Regions from separate parts of the Mus musculus genome. Here region 1 is linked to region 2. A link is a loop called in an ENCODE intact Hi-C map of the cell type or tissue named here. Cell type or tissue: gastrocnemius. All regions are shown on one strand.

The links. A loop is a pair of places that touch in the nucleus more often than their neighbours do. Peaks named below come from ENCODE experiments on the same cell type or tissue, not always from the same donor. Only the 100,000 strongest peaks of a DNase experiment are listed, where the experiment ranks them.
Region 1: a loop joins it to region 2, with 4 times the contacts of the local background. A loop is called at or near these places in 11 of 42 quality-filtered maps.

Annotation. Positions count from the first base shown.
Region 1 is chr2:84,264,110-84,272,109 of GRCm38, forward strand. No RefSeq gene overlaps it. Among named protein-coding and RNA genes, the nearest start is that of Calcrl, 160 kb to the right of the region's middle. In gastrocnemius, no CTCF peak of the experiment used is centred here; no DNase peak of the experiment used is centred here; H3K27ac peaks cover 640 bases.
Region 2 is chr2:84,426,332-84,434,331 of GRCm38, forward strand. It overlaps Tfpi (tissue factor pathway inhibitor), which reads right to left. Exons shown (of 9, transcript NM_011576.1): 8 at 7,911-8,000; 9 at 6,529-6,853. The coding sequence ends at 6,765. Among named protein-coding and RNA genes, the nearest start is that of Calcrl, 5.1 kb to the left of the region's middle. In gastrocnemius, a CTCF peak has its summit at 3,603 (motif pointing left); a DNase peak (open chromatin) is centred at 3,640.

The DNA.
Region 1 (8,000 bases), 160 kb before region 2:
TCGTTTGTGCAAGCCAAGAGTTTATGAAAGTTGAAGGCTATATTAATGACAATGGACTTTCTTAGTTTCTATAAAATTAAACAGTGTAGATTTGAAGCCCATAAAGCAGTGCAGTAAATTGAATGGTGGTCCTGCGAAGGAAAAGCCTACTTGGATTTTATTCAGAAGAATCCCAAACTGGGATTCCATGCGTTATCATGGGCATCAAACCCAATGACAAGCGACTTGTATGACATGAGAAGGGAACAGCATGCACAGAAGTCCATGTGAAAACAGACACTGGAATTTGCAGCCTCAAGCCAAGACCATTCAGAACTCCCTAGTGAGGAAGGATTTCCTTTAAGAGCTTGCAAAGGGAATGCAATCCTACCAACACATTCATTTTGGATTCCTGATCTTCAGAACTATAAAAGACAAAACTTCTGCTATTTTAAGCTGCCAAGTCGTGGTAATTTATCATGGTACACTTAGAAAGAAACCAATACAGCTGATTCATGTCTGTGACCTGTAACACATCTTAGGCTGGTGATCATATTGTAAAACATGCATCATTAAGTTTAAGCCAAAAGCAGTGTAGAACAGTCAAGTAGACTGGGGGTGGGGGGTCAGGGGTAAGTATGTGCATGAGTGTGCAGGTCAGGGGTCGATATCAGGATTCTTCCTGTATTGTTCTCTACTTTAAGTTTTGAGCAAGAATTTTTTTCACTAAACATGGAGCCCATTGTTTGTACTAGAATGGTTGTCCAGTAAATCCTTGGAATCATTTTGTCTCTATCCCAACCCAGCATGGGGTAGGAGGAAAATGTAGCCATGCCTAGCTTTTAAATGGATGCCAGAATTCCTAACTCAAATTCTCATTCTTGAGTACTAATCCCTGTACCCACTGAGAGATCTCTTCAGGCCACAAAGATTGTCATTCTAGGTGCCTTGTACCCAGAATAAAGGTTTTCTAAAATAGGTGTTTATTATAGGGATAGAGAAAATGCAATCAGTTTCCTGTTGCTTCTGTAACAGATTGCCACATTAGTGGGTTAGAACCACATAAATTTAGTACTTTACAGCTCAAGGGGTCAGAAGTTTGAACTGAGTCTCATTGGCTGAAATTGAGAAATCAGTATTGCTGAATACCTCCTGATGTTCCCTAGGGGAAATTTTACCATGCCTTCCCAAGTGCTAGAAGCTGCTCACATTATTTGAACTGAGACCAGTGGCCATTTGAGTTTTTCTCACATTGTGTCATTTTTAGGTTGACTCTGCTTCTTTTTTTGGTATTAAAGGAAACATACTTTTACAAACTATGATGGAATGAGAATCTCTTTGTATCAAGGATACTAAATTAGCAAACTAATGTCACCTACAACGTTAATTTTCCCTTGATGCGATTTTACAAAGACTAGAATGTGGAACTCTCTGCGGGACCTTTATTCTGATGGTGTTGCTGTGAAACTCTTATATTAATGAACTCACTAGAACAAGTAAGCCCAAGACCACACACTCTCACAGGAAGCACACACACCCAGCTCTGTTCCCAAGATGACCTAACCCCTCCTGATTCATACACCAGGATCCCCAAAGACCTGTGGTAGTATACACATCTGCCACCTAGGCTTGAAATAGCCATTGTTCCCACTAAATACTTTGATAAAAAACTGACATTAAAAATGAGTTATAATTCCAAAATGCAATTGCATATACTTTATATTACTTTTCAAAGTGTGTAATTCATGCTTTCCTGTTGGAACTAATTAATGCATTTCACTTAAAAGTGGGTCCATGGTAGGCTTTTTGATTTACCTTAATTCAGTTCTTCTCTTCAAAGAAATAGAAAACCAATATATTCTGGATTTAATCATTACTGCTTTATTGTTTATTACCTCTGAGGAAAGAAATAATTAGTGAACATTTTGACTAATTTTTTCCTTTCAGATATGAAACAAAAATTAAAAGATCTAATCAGTGAACTTGTAAAAGTAAGATAAAATGTCTGAAGATTAGAAAAATAGAATCATTTTTAATTTCCCCCACTATTAAAGTTTTACTATTGTTTAAGGTAGAAAGTGGTCTGACTTTGACATTTTCAACTTTAGTAAACACTGAAGACCTGATATGTGTGAAAACCATGTACGTCTGAACAACTGCTGGGAGTTTTCTCCCTGTGTAATCATCAGGATTTGCTGAAACACAGCTGCACTTCAACACGTGATGGAATGGCAATGAATGACCCTCCCTCCCACCCTCCCCGTGCTCTGGGGAGAAGCCATACAATAAATCTTAGCACTGGACAGCTTATCCATTAAATTGAAGAGGCAAACATTTGTAATTGCTTGAGAACTGTTTCCTCTCACCTGTCCCTGTCACTCCCCATCACCCCAGAACTATAAAAAAAAAAAAGAAAATTACTGGAATTTCTCAATGGTGTGGATTGGAGACAAAACAACGGTGACAAACCTTAGATATTCAATTACTGCTGTGTGCTGGCAAACTATCCCATGTACCAAGAACATGGCAGAGCTAATTCTCAGTCTCGAATCATAACTTTGAATAATACTGTAAAATAAGTAAAAAATAGTCATTCACGGGCCTTTAGGATAATTTGTCTTGTACACATTAGTGTTATTTTCTAATAAAGTTCATTTTGATACAGTAGATTATATTTTGTTAAGTGAGTCACAAATTACCTTTTGCTCTGCTGTTTAAAAAACAATTTTTATACAATAATTCATGTTGATAAGTCTTTTAATATAATTTCTATTGTTGCAACAAAACACCATGACCAAAAAAGAAGTTGGGGAGGAAAGGGTTTATTTGGCTTACACTTCCAGATCACAATCCATCAATGGAGGAAGTCAGAACAGGAACTCAAGCAGAGCTGGAACAGGAAGCCAGAGCTGATACAGGGGCCATAGAGGGTGCTGCTTACTTGCTTGCTTCTCCCGGCTTGCTCAGCTAGCCTTCTTATGGAACTAAGGAACACCAGCCCAGGGACGGCAGCATCCACAATGGGCTAGTCCCTCCCACATTGACCACTAATTGAGAAAATGCCTTACAGCTGGATCTCATGGAGGCATTTCTTCAACTGACGATCCTTCCTCTCTGATGACTCTAGCTTGTGTCAAGCTGACACACAAAACCAGCCAGTACAGTGCTTATCGAGAAGGTTTCAGTGAACCTAGTTCCAACTGTTATTACCACATTAATTAATATTTTAGTTAACGAGCTATAATTAGTTTTGACTTACAGGAAGTTAAGTGAGTCAGAGTTCCCACGAACTGCCTTGCTCCCCTGTTTACAAGGACTCTGATCTTTAACAGAAAGTCATATTTCTTAACATTAATAAACCAGAACATCACATTAACTGAAATTAATTAATTTTATTAGGATCCACTATTGTATAACTTTATGTATTTTTGAAAACTGTGGGAAGTTCCATAGTCACCATTATAGTAACTTAAAAACTAGTTTCATTGTCCTACATGTTCCAAATATTCCATATTATCCTCCTCCCCTCCCACCTAATTGCTGTAGGTAGATCTTTCTGTTCTGTAGTTTTGCCTTTTCCTGAGGTTCACATCATTAACTTCATACAGTTTGTATCCTTTTCATACTGGCTTCTTTCACTCAGCAAATGACAGGGTTCATCCATATTTTAGTGGCTTTTGCTATTGCTGAGAAATATTCCTTTGCCTGCATGTACCACAATTTGATTACCCATTAACTTGGGTTTTTGAGGGGTGCATGCATATGTTTGTGTATGAGCACAAATCTCAGGGGTCATTTATCCTCAGGCACAATACTTCTTGTCCTTTGAGGCAGGATCTGTCACTGGCCTGCAGCTTGCTAATCACACCAGACAGGTTGCCTAGGGAGCCAAGGGACTCTGCCTAGCTCCATCTATTTCTGCATCACAGGCCCTAGAGATTTCAAATGATTACCAAATACAGAGATTTTGCTTGCTCACTTGTTTGATTTTTTTATAAATGTATTTTTATTATTTAAATGTTTCACATAATATATTTTGATCATACTTACCTTCTCTCAACTCTTCCCAGATCCTCTCATCTCCAAACTCAGATAATTTCACGTTCTCTCTCTCTCTCTCTCTCTCTCTCTCTCTCTCTGTTTTTAAAAAATATATAAAAATCAAAATATGAGACTCACACATACAGACAGAGGCCAACAAGGAAAGACAACACAAAAAGCACACAAGAAATGCGGTCTAGTTTACACTGGCCAACTAAATTGATTTTTCACTTTTGTAGAACGTATCAATTGTGACTGCATTCAATTGCAGCTTCTTTGTTAGAGGTGGGATTCTACTTCTCAGTGTTGGGATTTGGTCTGGTTTGGACCTGTGATGTCATGTGTATGTTGTCAGGATTGTCTCTGTGACCTCATTTGTGCATCACTCCTATGTATCGAGATGATGTTGTTTCCTTGTAGCCATCCACCACCGCTGGCTCTTAAAATCTTCTTTCTTCCATGTAGATCCCTAAACTTTAAGGGGCTTTGGATGTCTAAAGACATCCCATTTAGAGCCGAGTTCCAGAGCCTCTCACTCTCTCTACATTGCCCAACTGTGAGTCTCTGTGTAAATTATCTTCTACAGCACGTAGAAGCTTCATTGTTCACCATGTGAATGGCAGCTGAGCCAGTGTTGGTCAGAGAATAGTACTAAGGTAACTTTGGCAGAACGGTAGTCCAACTCTGCTCTGGGACAGCATAGACCAGCTTACCCAGAACTGAAATCCAGGTTACCTGTGTTTTCTGGGCCCAATAGTTCCATTTCTCTTACTTTGTATGCCAATTACTACAGTTTTACCATTTTTTTGTTTTACTTGATGCTTTAAATTTATGCTTTTATTTGTTATAAACATATTGACTATTGGATTCCATTTATTTGCTTTGAATTTTGAACAGATTTTAAAGTAAATGTGCTAATATTAACCAAGAACACTAGTATTAAATACATCTTGAAGTCTGACACTCATATGTGGTAGTCCCATGTTATACTTGTTGGATGAATTCAATGTAAATAATACAGACTTTTTTTTAAAGTTTATTACAAGTGGCTGAATATAATGCTCTCACTGAAAGCTTGAAATGATTCTCTAGGGCAAATCCTTCAGTAGCATAAGACAAAGACTACAGAGCAAAACTGCTAAGCCTACATTTGTATAATGGATCTAGAAATGTAAGAGCTATTGGAATTGGGAATTTCTCAGCTCTGATTTGATCCCAAATCAGAAGTAGAATAAAAGAAAATTAATGAGGATTCACAAGATAAATGTCTGTAGTCAGGGGAAGCAATGAGATGGTGTTTTATAAACTACTCCCTAGAGCAATGAATTCTCTGCTGGCTCCATGACAAGTGCACAATAATTTACCCACATGCACATGTACCCACAGAACAGTCATATATTTACATAAAATAAATTTTAAAAACTACAATGAAGTCAATTAAATTTTTTGCTCTGGGAGTTATAAGTGTAAGTATACAATATTAACTCAAACAAAGTGGAAAAGTCTTGTTGATGCTTTTTTCATAAATTAAATTTATTTTAAGTGATAGTTTTTAAAAAAGTGTACATTAATGGAATGCCATGATGTTTATACATATATGCACTTATACCGTTTATATTAGGCTAAATTTTTCTTTCCTTAAATTTTTCATTTTCTTTCTGGCAAAAACTTTTTAAGACTCTTTTCTTTAGCTTTTTGAGCTATACAATCCATTCCTTTTTATCCATATTGGTCTTACTCTCACCAGATTTTGTTTCCCTCCTACTATAACTTAGTAACATTGGTAAACCTGTTTCTGACTTTCTTTCTCATATGTCTTGCCTCTAATAACTCCCATGCTGCTTTAAAGTTTTCGAAGATCAATGCCTAATATCACACACATTGACAGTCCTGTCTCTCTGTTCCTGATTAGCTCATTTTGCACAATGATTTCCAGTTCCATCCATTTTGCCGCTCATAACAGGATGTTGAGGTTGCTATTATGGCTACATAGTAGTCTATGAAAAAATGCAGTATACTTTCTTTATCTGTATTATTTAATGGACACTTAATTTTTCTCATTTCATTTCTATTATAGTGTTATTAAACATGGGTGAAGCTGTCTCCTCCATTTAATGGTTTCATCTCCTTCAAATACATGCCCTCTTGGTAGGCCACTGGATCATCTGATAGTACGATTATTTAGTTTTTTAAGGAAGCTTCATACAATTTTCTGTAAATGCACTCATGGGCTTTCTCACTAACAGTGTTGGAGTACCCATTTCTCCATCTCCTCAGCAGCACTTGCTGCCAAGAAGTACTGCCCTTCTTAAGTGCAGCTTCATTGAAGTCTCATTTCTCTGGTCATCAGTGGTTAACCTTTGCTTATCCTAAATGAGCTCAGTGACTGCAGAATTCTAAATAACAAGAATCACGTCACGTTTTCTGATGGAAAGGATGAGGATCGTCATGGAAGATCCTTTCTGTGCTTGTGAGTTCAAGCCTATTTCCTGTTCTCTCTTTTATCAGACTCTAGGTATGTGGCTCTTGATCTATTTGAAGTTGGGAGTTGTACAGGGTGATGTTATGGATATATTTTAATTTTTCTACGTGAAATCACCTAGTTTGACCAGCACCATTTGATGAAGATGCTGTCTTCTCTCTAGTGTGTATTTGGGGGGGGGGGGGGCTATGTAAAATATCAGGTAACTACAGATGTTATAGAATCATGTCTGGGTCCTAAGTTGTATTACATGGATCAATGTGTCTGTTTTTATATCCGTGTTGTACTGTTTTAAATACTATAGCTCTGTAATATAACATAAAACCTAAGGTAGTGATCTTTCTAGTAGCTTTAGGTTTTTTTTTTAATTTGGTTGGTTTGTTGCTTCTTGGGTTTTTTTTAAACGATTTCCTGGGTAGTTTTATTTATTTATCTATTTATCTATTTAATTATTTTGCATGTATGTTTTTATATGAATTGAAGTATAAATTTTTTTCAGTTTCTGTGAAGAATTGTGTGGGCATTTTGAAGTAGATCACATTGAATCTGTACATTGCTTTTTGCAGAATGGCTATTTTCATATTAATCCTGTTGATCCATGAGCATGAGATATCACTTGTCATTTGAGGTCTTCTTCAATTTCTTTTTTTTAATGTGTTAATGGTTTTATTATACCTACAGGAATAATTCTATAGGAATGGTGTGAATAAGGGCCTTTTGATTAGCCCTGTGGAAACAGCTTTTCAATCGTTGTAGAGGCTTCCTAAATTATTTGCACATGTAAAAGGAATTTAAATGGAGTTACCATATAATGGGAAAGACTATGTTCCAACTAGATATTTAAGTCCACTTAGTAAAACCTTCAATAGCAGAAATGAGTTACATATTGTTGAAATACTGGCCAAAGGGATCCATCCCACAGTGCTCTTTCCAGACACACACATGCCAACCATCACAGGTTCTGAGTGCCAAGATTGCTCGTTATTTTCTAGTATGGTAAGACCTGTTGTTGGAGACACCACTTACTCAAACTATTGAATATGGAGAAATTAAGCTGGTGCTCAAATGGATGTTTCACTCCTACTGACTAGCATTTATAATGCTAGAAAGTACTTTGTGTGCGACTGGAGGAAGAAAGTAACCATCAAAATCAACCATTTATAAACCCTGGGACCTACAACTGGGACACACGGATCCAAGAGTGGCACAAATGTTAAGGAAGTAACTCACTATTTGTAGATTGGGTTTAAGGTCCACTCTATGAGATATAGCTCAAACCCACTGCTAAAGTGGCCAGGAGCCTGAGACTATGAGATAGGTAATTGGCCCTAGAGAAAAGTACTGCTATGATTCTGCTAACAGAACATAGCTATAAAATAAGTGTTGCTGACATATTGCTAGACCCAGAGATCAGTGTATCACTCAACCTTCATCAAAGAAGCTCATTTTGCAGTAAATGAGAACTAGAACAGAGATGCACAACTGAGAGCACTTGATG
Region 2 (8,000 bases):
CGAATAGCGAAGCTACTACAACCAAGTAGCAGATGAGGAGCTCAAAGTCCTAGCAGATGAGGAACCGCACTAAAGACACAGGGTGCAGAATCTCTGGATATCGTGTTCCTGAAAGACACCGCCATTTTTAAATGTTTCCTATCTTGATCCATGGAGGAGATTTATTGCAGAATCTTTAATTCTGTATATGGATATAGAATAGGATGCATCCGTTTAGAAATATGGGACATAATTGACCATCTCCATCACTGAAAATGGAAAGTCTGTGTAAGAAGCTGAACTACACAATGTAGTTTTAAGAGACGGCGATAAACTGGGAAGTTACTTTGTGGACACTTTAGTTTTGCTTTCTATAGGGAACTGTTGAATTATATTTTCCTGTGCTGTTTCCTTCAGCTCATGGGGTGAAAAGTCAGCATTATAAATCACTACTGCCTCCTAAAATAATAACTCATTAATCAGAAAAACAGTAAAACACATTCTTGGGTGAAACCACAGAGTTCTGATGTGGAGTCGCATGTTGCACAGGGGCTCAGGAGGAAAGCAGTAGAGAGTAATCATGTCCCCTTGCAGATGTTTATACTCACTGGGACAATACTGACAGAACTTTTAAGTATGATGTTTACAGCTTAAAGTTCAGGCAAAACAAATACTAGATTTTAACTTCTAAATGATCATCATATATGCTCCTGTATCCATTTCTAAGAATATCTGACCTCTGAGACACAGACTGGTGTATACAAAGCTACATACATTTCCAGTAAGTATTAAAGCATTAACATGTTTTTGATTCACTCATTGGATTTGTTCAAACACAGCAGAGTCTTAGTAAGTAAAGGGGTTCGTTCTTTTAGATGATGCCTGAAAGATCACAAGCCGGCAATCATTCTCCTGTATAATAGATATACATGGTGCTGTTGTAAATGGGAAATTTAATACAACCTGTAGTGTTTAGTATAAATTATTGGTTGTGTATGTAGGTTTATGGCTGTGGTGCATGAAGAGTCTGGATAATTCTTGTTAGTATCATACATGTGTCTTTCATAGAAAGAAAAGTAAACATACTTCCCAATAATAAGGTCATTAAAAGTTACCACGTTATGAACATGAAAAAAATATGAATACATGCTATAAGGACTTTGGGGAAGCTGGACTGTGCTGAGACATGTAGAAACAAGTGAAAAGATTGAAGAAACTTCTCAAGTGTGTGCTTTAGTATGACACAAATGTTTGGATAGCTATGGTAAAGCTAAATGAAACTGTTTCCAAAAATCAGGTGATTCCGAGCCAATGGGGTATTGTTAGTACATTCATTCAGTCTTATGTATTCTACGTGTGTTTTACATTGTCATCTTTCCCCAGAACACACTGAAGCTACTTAAAATTATCTGATTAGTGGTGATCAAGTTTGTACTTTCAGATGAACACTAAAAATAGTTCTTTTTCAGGAAATTAAGACCAAATAAGAAGTGTCTTCTGTTTTGACCATTTAAAAGAGAGTGGACAAAGCATAGAAGAATGCTACCAGTATAACCATACAGGGCATAAACCATGCAAAATGCTCCCACGCAGAGTACTCCCACTCAGAGTGCTCCCATGCAGAGTACTCCCACTCAGAGTGCTCCCATGCAGAAGGCCCCTTTCAAAGGTTCCCACTCAGAGTGCATCCATGCAGTATCTGTGTTTCTGTATAGTGAGTAATGATGCACAGATGAAACTCATTTTGAGGAACAGTGGCATTTGTCCACGTTAAAATGTTACTGCAGGACCTGCAGCCTCCATTGTGGTCCTTTATGTAGCTCAAAGGTAACGAAGTCTCTAAATGAAGTGATGGGTTCCCCTGATGAGGTGGGCCATGCCTCACAAGGCAATTAATCAGGAGGATGCTAATTAAAAGTCTTATGTCCACATGTTAGACAACCTCAACCAAAGTCATGTGTGACAAATTTAGGTTTCTGCTGACTAAACTGACCACTTGAGTTTCTATAGCTATGCCTAGAAACACAGATCTTTAAAAACAACCAAAACAAAACACTATCACATGGAGCATGGTGTAGATAGCTCATTCCTAGTAAATGTGCTAGAGTCATCAAAGAAACTATTTTAAAAATTATTTTGTGAAAATGTTGTTACAATATTCAGAAATAGCAATTCTTTTGTGTTTTTAATCATGAAAAATCCATTATTTATTTTTAAATAATTAATGTAATTAAAATCTAATGTACTCTAGCCCCTATAAGAATTCGCTATTTGAGAAGCACATAATTCTTATGCACTTACATCAAAAAGAAAATTTATTAAGGAAGTAAGTTGACTTCATATTGTACTATTTTACCTAGGAACTGTTGTTAGGAGTTTTTCCAAAGCAAAGGATAATTAATTGCATTTGGTAAAACAATTTTTACTCCTGAGAGTGAATATGCCACTACTGCAGCTAAAAAACTAATTCTGCTATATTTATACAAATCATTTATCAAAGGTAAATAATAATGTTTTAGTGAGTTTTGCTGTGCGTCAGATTTTTACAAGTGCAAAGTGTGAGTTTGAAGTGAGCAACCTATGCCTGTCATCCACACATGGAATTAAGTGCTTTCATGAGCCTGTAGTATTTCTTATAGTATTTCATAATGTCTTTCCCCAAGAGAGTCAAATTACATCAGAGTCGGCCAAAATTTTATCTCTCCACAAAGCCTGATTCTTGTTATGTCTTGGTGGGTTTGAACTCCTGTGGGAACTTGTCCGACTAGTGGTGTTCCTGAGAATCTGAAGACAGACTGCTGAGAGAAGAAAGAGTAGGGACTGGCAAACAGGAAGGTGGGACTTCAATGTAACAAATGTAGAAATGCCTGGTTTAAGAAAGGTGGAGTGGGCTCTGGCCATAAGCAGGCTGGGGGGAGGGGGGCCTAGTTTCTCAGTTCTAAGGGAGCTCTCCTTCCATGCTCAGGAGTGTTCCTGTTTGAATGAAAAGTATATATGGACCAGTAGTAAATCAAGACCAAGAATTAACGTGTGAACGGTTCATTTGAGACACAGAAATACCCTTTCCAAGAAAGATTTAAAATAATTCTATTTCTGGAACAGAGTTAGGTCACATTGAAAATGATGCTTTCTCCTCTCATGGCAGCAATTTATACTGGGCATGATATGAAATGCTTCATGTTTTCGAATACTAATCTTGATTGTGAAAATGAAAGTTTTTTTAATTTAAATTTGCATTTGACATCTTGACCCATGGGTCATTTTGTAAATGACTAATATATCTAAAAAACAAATTAATCACTCAATTCAGAGGCGACAGATAATTTTAATGTTTTTCAATACTAGGAGACACTGCTATTCACCCTACTGTCAGTATAATTTGGGAAATTATGTGTCTTTAGAAATTTATGATTTATCCTATTTTCTTCACACTTTCATTCATTTTATTTACTACCACCCCGTTCTCTAGAATATAAGTATTTATAACTATAAAATGATTGGTAATACACATAATGCATAAATTAAAGAGTAACATGATGCACTTTTGAATGAGACTCTGAAGACCTGTGGGAAGATACGGAGTTTTGTGGTAGTTGAGGCATTAGATATCTGCAGTCTTCTCCTGCCACCTAGTGTTAACTGTTCTCAAATCATAAAACCTGACTTGTTGGCGGGAGTCAAAGTCCTATTCCTTTTTCACTCTCAACTAGAAAAGATATGATGTGCTCTCGCTCGCTCGCTCGCTTGCTCGCTCTCTCTTTCTCGCTGTGTATGTGTGTGTGTGTGCTCAAATACGCACACGTGCACACATACACACACCAAATGCCCAATGTAGGACTTCTAAACAGCTGATGAGGACTACAAATCAGATTTTCAACAATTCCTAACACACTGGTAAATGTCCCTCACCTTCTAACAAGCCAACTTCTTTTAAGTTTGCAAAGTATTCATTCAAAACAATGTGACCAAAACTTAAACCTGAGTTAACCTTTCCCAAAGACTGTATTTCGTGCATATTCATTATCTCCAGGATCCAGCTCTTCAAAAGTTTAATCACCAGAAAGAAGTTTCTGAATAGTCACCCACTGAGCACAAATCAATTGATCGTCTACCAGGTTAAACAGTCAGACTGCAACTAGAATACAAAATTTGCCAAAAGAATCATTCTCTCCTCTTGAGATTTTGCTTAAAACATTCTTATTCTTTGGAACCTTTGAAATATTTACACATATATCTGATATAAACTGATCATATCTCCCCCTAACTCCATTCTTCCCACTTCAAGTCTCCCCTCTCCTTTCTCTCTCTTTTAATAACTTATTGAGTCTAATTAGTGCTGCTCATATGCACATGTCTAAAAGGGACATCTTTGGGATATGGGAATCTATCAGTGTCCTTACTCCTAAAGAAAAGTCGCTCTCTCCCGGCAAGCATCTACAGTCAATAGTGTCTCATCCAGGTGTGGGGGGTGTGGTCTTTCTCTTCTACCATGGTGGAATGATGACTGGCTTGATCTGGTGCAGGTCTTGTAACCATAGCTTCTGTGCGCTCATTGTGACAGCCATGTCATGTCCAGGGGACAGGATTTCATACAGCTTCTCCAGTCCTCTAACTTAGTCCATGTTTCCTCTCCTCTCCCTTGACATCCCCTGAACTTTGGCCAGTAGTGGGGGAAGTGTCCAATATATACGGGGTGAGGTGAATTCCTGCATTGATGTGTATTGTTGATATGGATACCACCGGGTTAAAGACCTCGATGCATGAGATCCACGGGAAGGGCAAAGCCTTTCCCAAGTCACACTCAGGGAAACGATAAAGCTTTCCCCCGGTGAGTGTGCTGTCATCCACGGTGTATTACAAAGTCTGAGGGAATGTTGAAAACTATTTCACTACCTACTCATCATCTTCCTGGGGTGTCTTACCACCACCCTCCCCCATGGTCAATGACTGATCGTCTTCCAAAGAGCATTATTGTTCTCCTCTTTGTCTATGAATCCAAATGGCTCCAAACCGTGAGAAAATAGAGCGTCTCAACCACACACACAGGAGGCCAGAGCCTCTGAGTTTAATAAACGTTCCCCCTTGACCATGGAGCTTTCTTGGATTTTTTTATTTATGATAAACATATGGAAGGAATTTTGACACAGCATACTATTTGGAACTAATTTCTGTGTCTTGCCTTTTTATATTCCCTATAAAACTAAGGCTGTTGGTGTTTGTTAAGAACCAATGGGGAGCATTTAGTCCCTATCGTTCACTTTAATAGAATGATTGTAAATTTTGATCACTAAGCTTTCTTACTCATGATTTTGGCACATTTGTATCATCATATGCTGATTTATATTTTGCTGGGGGATTATTCATGAAAATGTTAAATTTCATAAAAATATATTCATTCATTGAAACTAATGTTTAAACTTACTTTTTAAATATTTTTTCACTATATTAAGTAAGTAACAAATATTATTTAAGTAACAAAACTATTATTTGGTAAACATCTGCTACATTCTCTTTCTCTTTCTCTCTCTCCCCCCCCCACCCCCTCTCTCTCTCTCTCTCTCTCTCCTCATTCACCTTTTTTATCCATCTTCCACTTTCTGCCCTGGTATCCTTTTATAAAATAAACTACTAGAAACCAATCTATCCCAGTCGCTCTTTTTCAGTGTTCTGAGTAACACTGTCTAGGAAAGTGACTGTGTATGAATCATTCAAGGACTACTCCTGAGTAGGAGTAGTGGGAAGATAAGGGATTTTATGCAGCAGAGAGGATGCAGGAAACACAGGTGTTCCTCTGAGTTCAAATCAAGGAGTCTAGAAAGAATGGAATCCCCAAAGAGTATGAAAATAAAAACAAACACCAACTTCATAAAAGTAACATAAAATAAGAACCACTGGTAGAAAAATCAGCGCCCTCTAAATAAGTGCCAGAATTAGCAACATTTTCTTCTTTCTTCTGTTGTGCAAATGGACCCAGTGCTACCTAAACAGTTTGAGCTGGAAGCATTTATACAGTGTATAATTTTATAATTGGTATTTAATATGTTTAGTTTTATACAATAATTGACGTAATTGTTGACGGAAATGTAGAAAGCTTCAGGTTTTTTTTTTTTAGTTTATGTGTGCATGTGTATCTGTGCATGCATGAGTGAGTGAGTGTGTGTGTGTGTGTGTGTGTGTATGTGTGTGTGTGTGTGTGTGTGTGTGTGTGTGTGTGTGTGAAGTGAGGGCAGGTGCCTGTGGAGCCCAGAAGAAGACAGCAGAGCACTGGAACTGGAATCACAGATGGCTGTTACCTACCCAAGGAAAGTGCTGTCCTAGGAATTCATGTCCTATGGATAAGAAGTAGCTACTCTCAACTACGCATTCATCTCTTCTGCCTTTTCATGGTTTCTTAAGGCGTTGTGTCCTATCCTCTTTGACAAGTAAAAATAAAATCACACTGTACGATTGCACTTTCCTAACTGAACGAGATTATCAACAAGTTCTACATAAGGAAGCAAGTGCAGAGTGGCGCAGGGGACAGTAAGGGGGACAGTCAACATGATTGCTCAGGATGAAAGATTTTATTTCTCACATTGTTAAAAATTAAAATCATTCGAAAAGGTTTAGACTGTCAAGGGTATGTAATGTTTGTGATCATAACTGGCGAAAATATATCTTCTAATAGATGGTCACCAATGGAAACAAGACACTGGTTTGTAGAAGAATAAAAATCACAGTAGAAGCACCGTATAGGAATATTTAGTGAAACTAATGTAAAAATTTAATGTGCTTATATCTTAGCACTAATTAATGCTTTCATATACAACTTTCACGAAGGGCGCCTTTCTTCTCTGAATCTTAACTACTCCTTTTGACTTGTTTTTGATGAGACCTACGATAAAAAAAAATAATAGTAAGAAGAGAATACATAAAAATTTGTCTAAAATTCCCTAAATTAATTTGTCTCCATATTTTTGTAAAATAACCTATTTTGTATATGTACATATATTTATTTAATGTATTCACTTGACATTTAAATCTCAGTCCCTCCTCCCTCCTTTCTTCTCAGTCCCACCCTAAGAAAGTCATTTTGCATGTATTATAGTCACCAAGCCTGGGTAAGTATAGTACAATTCAGGTAAAAATGCATGATCGCCTTCATAAAAGGATAGATGTGGAATAAACATTTGGTTATTCAAGTAATATTTTATTTAATTTCTATGTTCTTTTTATTGTATTATATCATTATTATACTTGGGGGGAGCAGAAGGACATTAAGGTTTTGTGTATTAAAAGAGAACTTTCAACCACACATGGAGGCTCCTGCTTTGATCCCAGCACTCGGGAGGCAGAGACAAGCAGATCTCTAAGTTTGAGGCCGGTCTGGTCTTCAGAGTGAGTTCCAGGACAGCCAGAGCTACAAAGAGAAACTCTAACTCAAATTTCTTAAAAATAAATTCTTAGGTCTTAAATGTTTAAGAAAGAAGCTTGAGGCAGAGAGCTGGCTCAGCTATTACGAGTGTGCACTGCCCTGGCACAGGGCTGACTTCACTTCCCAGCGTTTACCTTAGGAGCCTCATAGAGCCCTGTCACTCCAGGTCCAGGGACCTGATACCCGACTTGGACTCAGCAAACACCTGCACACACAGAGCACCCATATACAGATGCACACACATACACATAAATAAAAAAGTAAAAAATCTTTTAAAAAAATTAAAAATTTTGAACCTGTTGTAAATGGATAATTTGTAAAAAAAAAAAAAATGCAGAACAGTTATAGCTAGCATACCTACCAGCATTATCTAAGTTTAGTTGGTGGGAGAATAGTCATTAAGTCATTATATTACTTCCTATAAGTAAGGAAATATTTATTTCATAAGTATTTCATGATTTTAGCATAATTATCATTCCAAATATCAGTGATTTAATGGGAAGCATGTCTTTCGTACCTGTTTTACATGATCTCAGACATCTCCTTCTGGTAGTAAAATTATTATTATTTCCCCCACATCCAGTGTAGTTAAATCGGTGGCATTTCC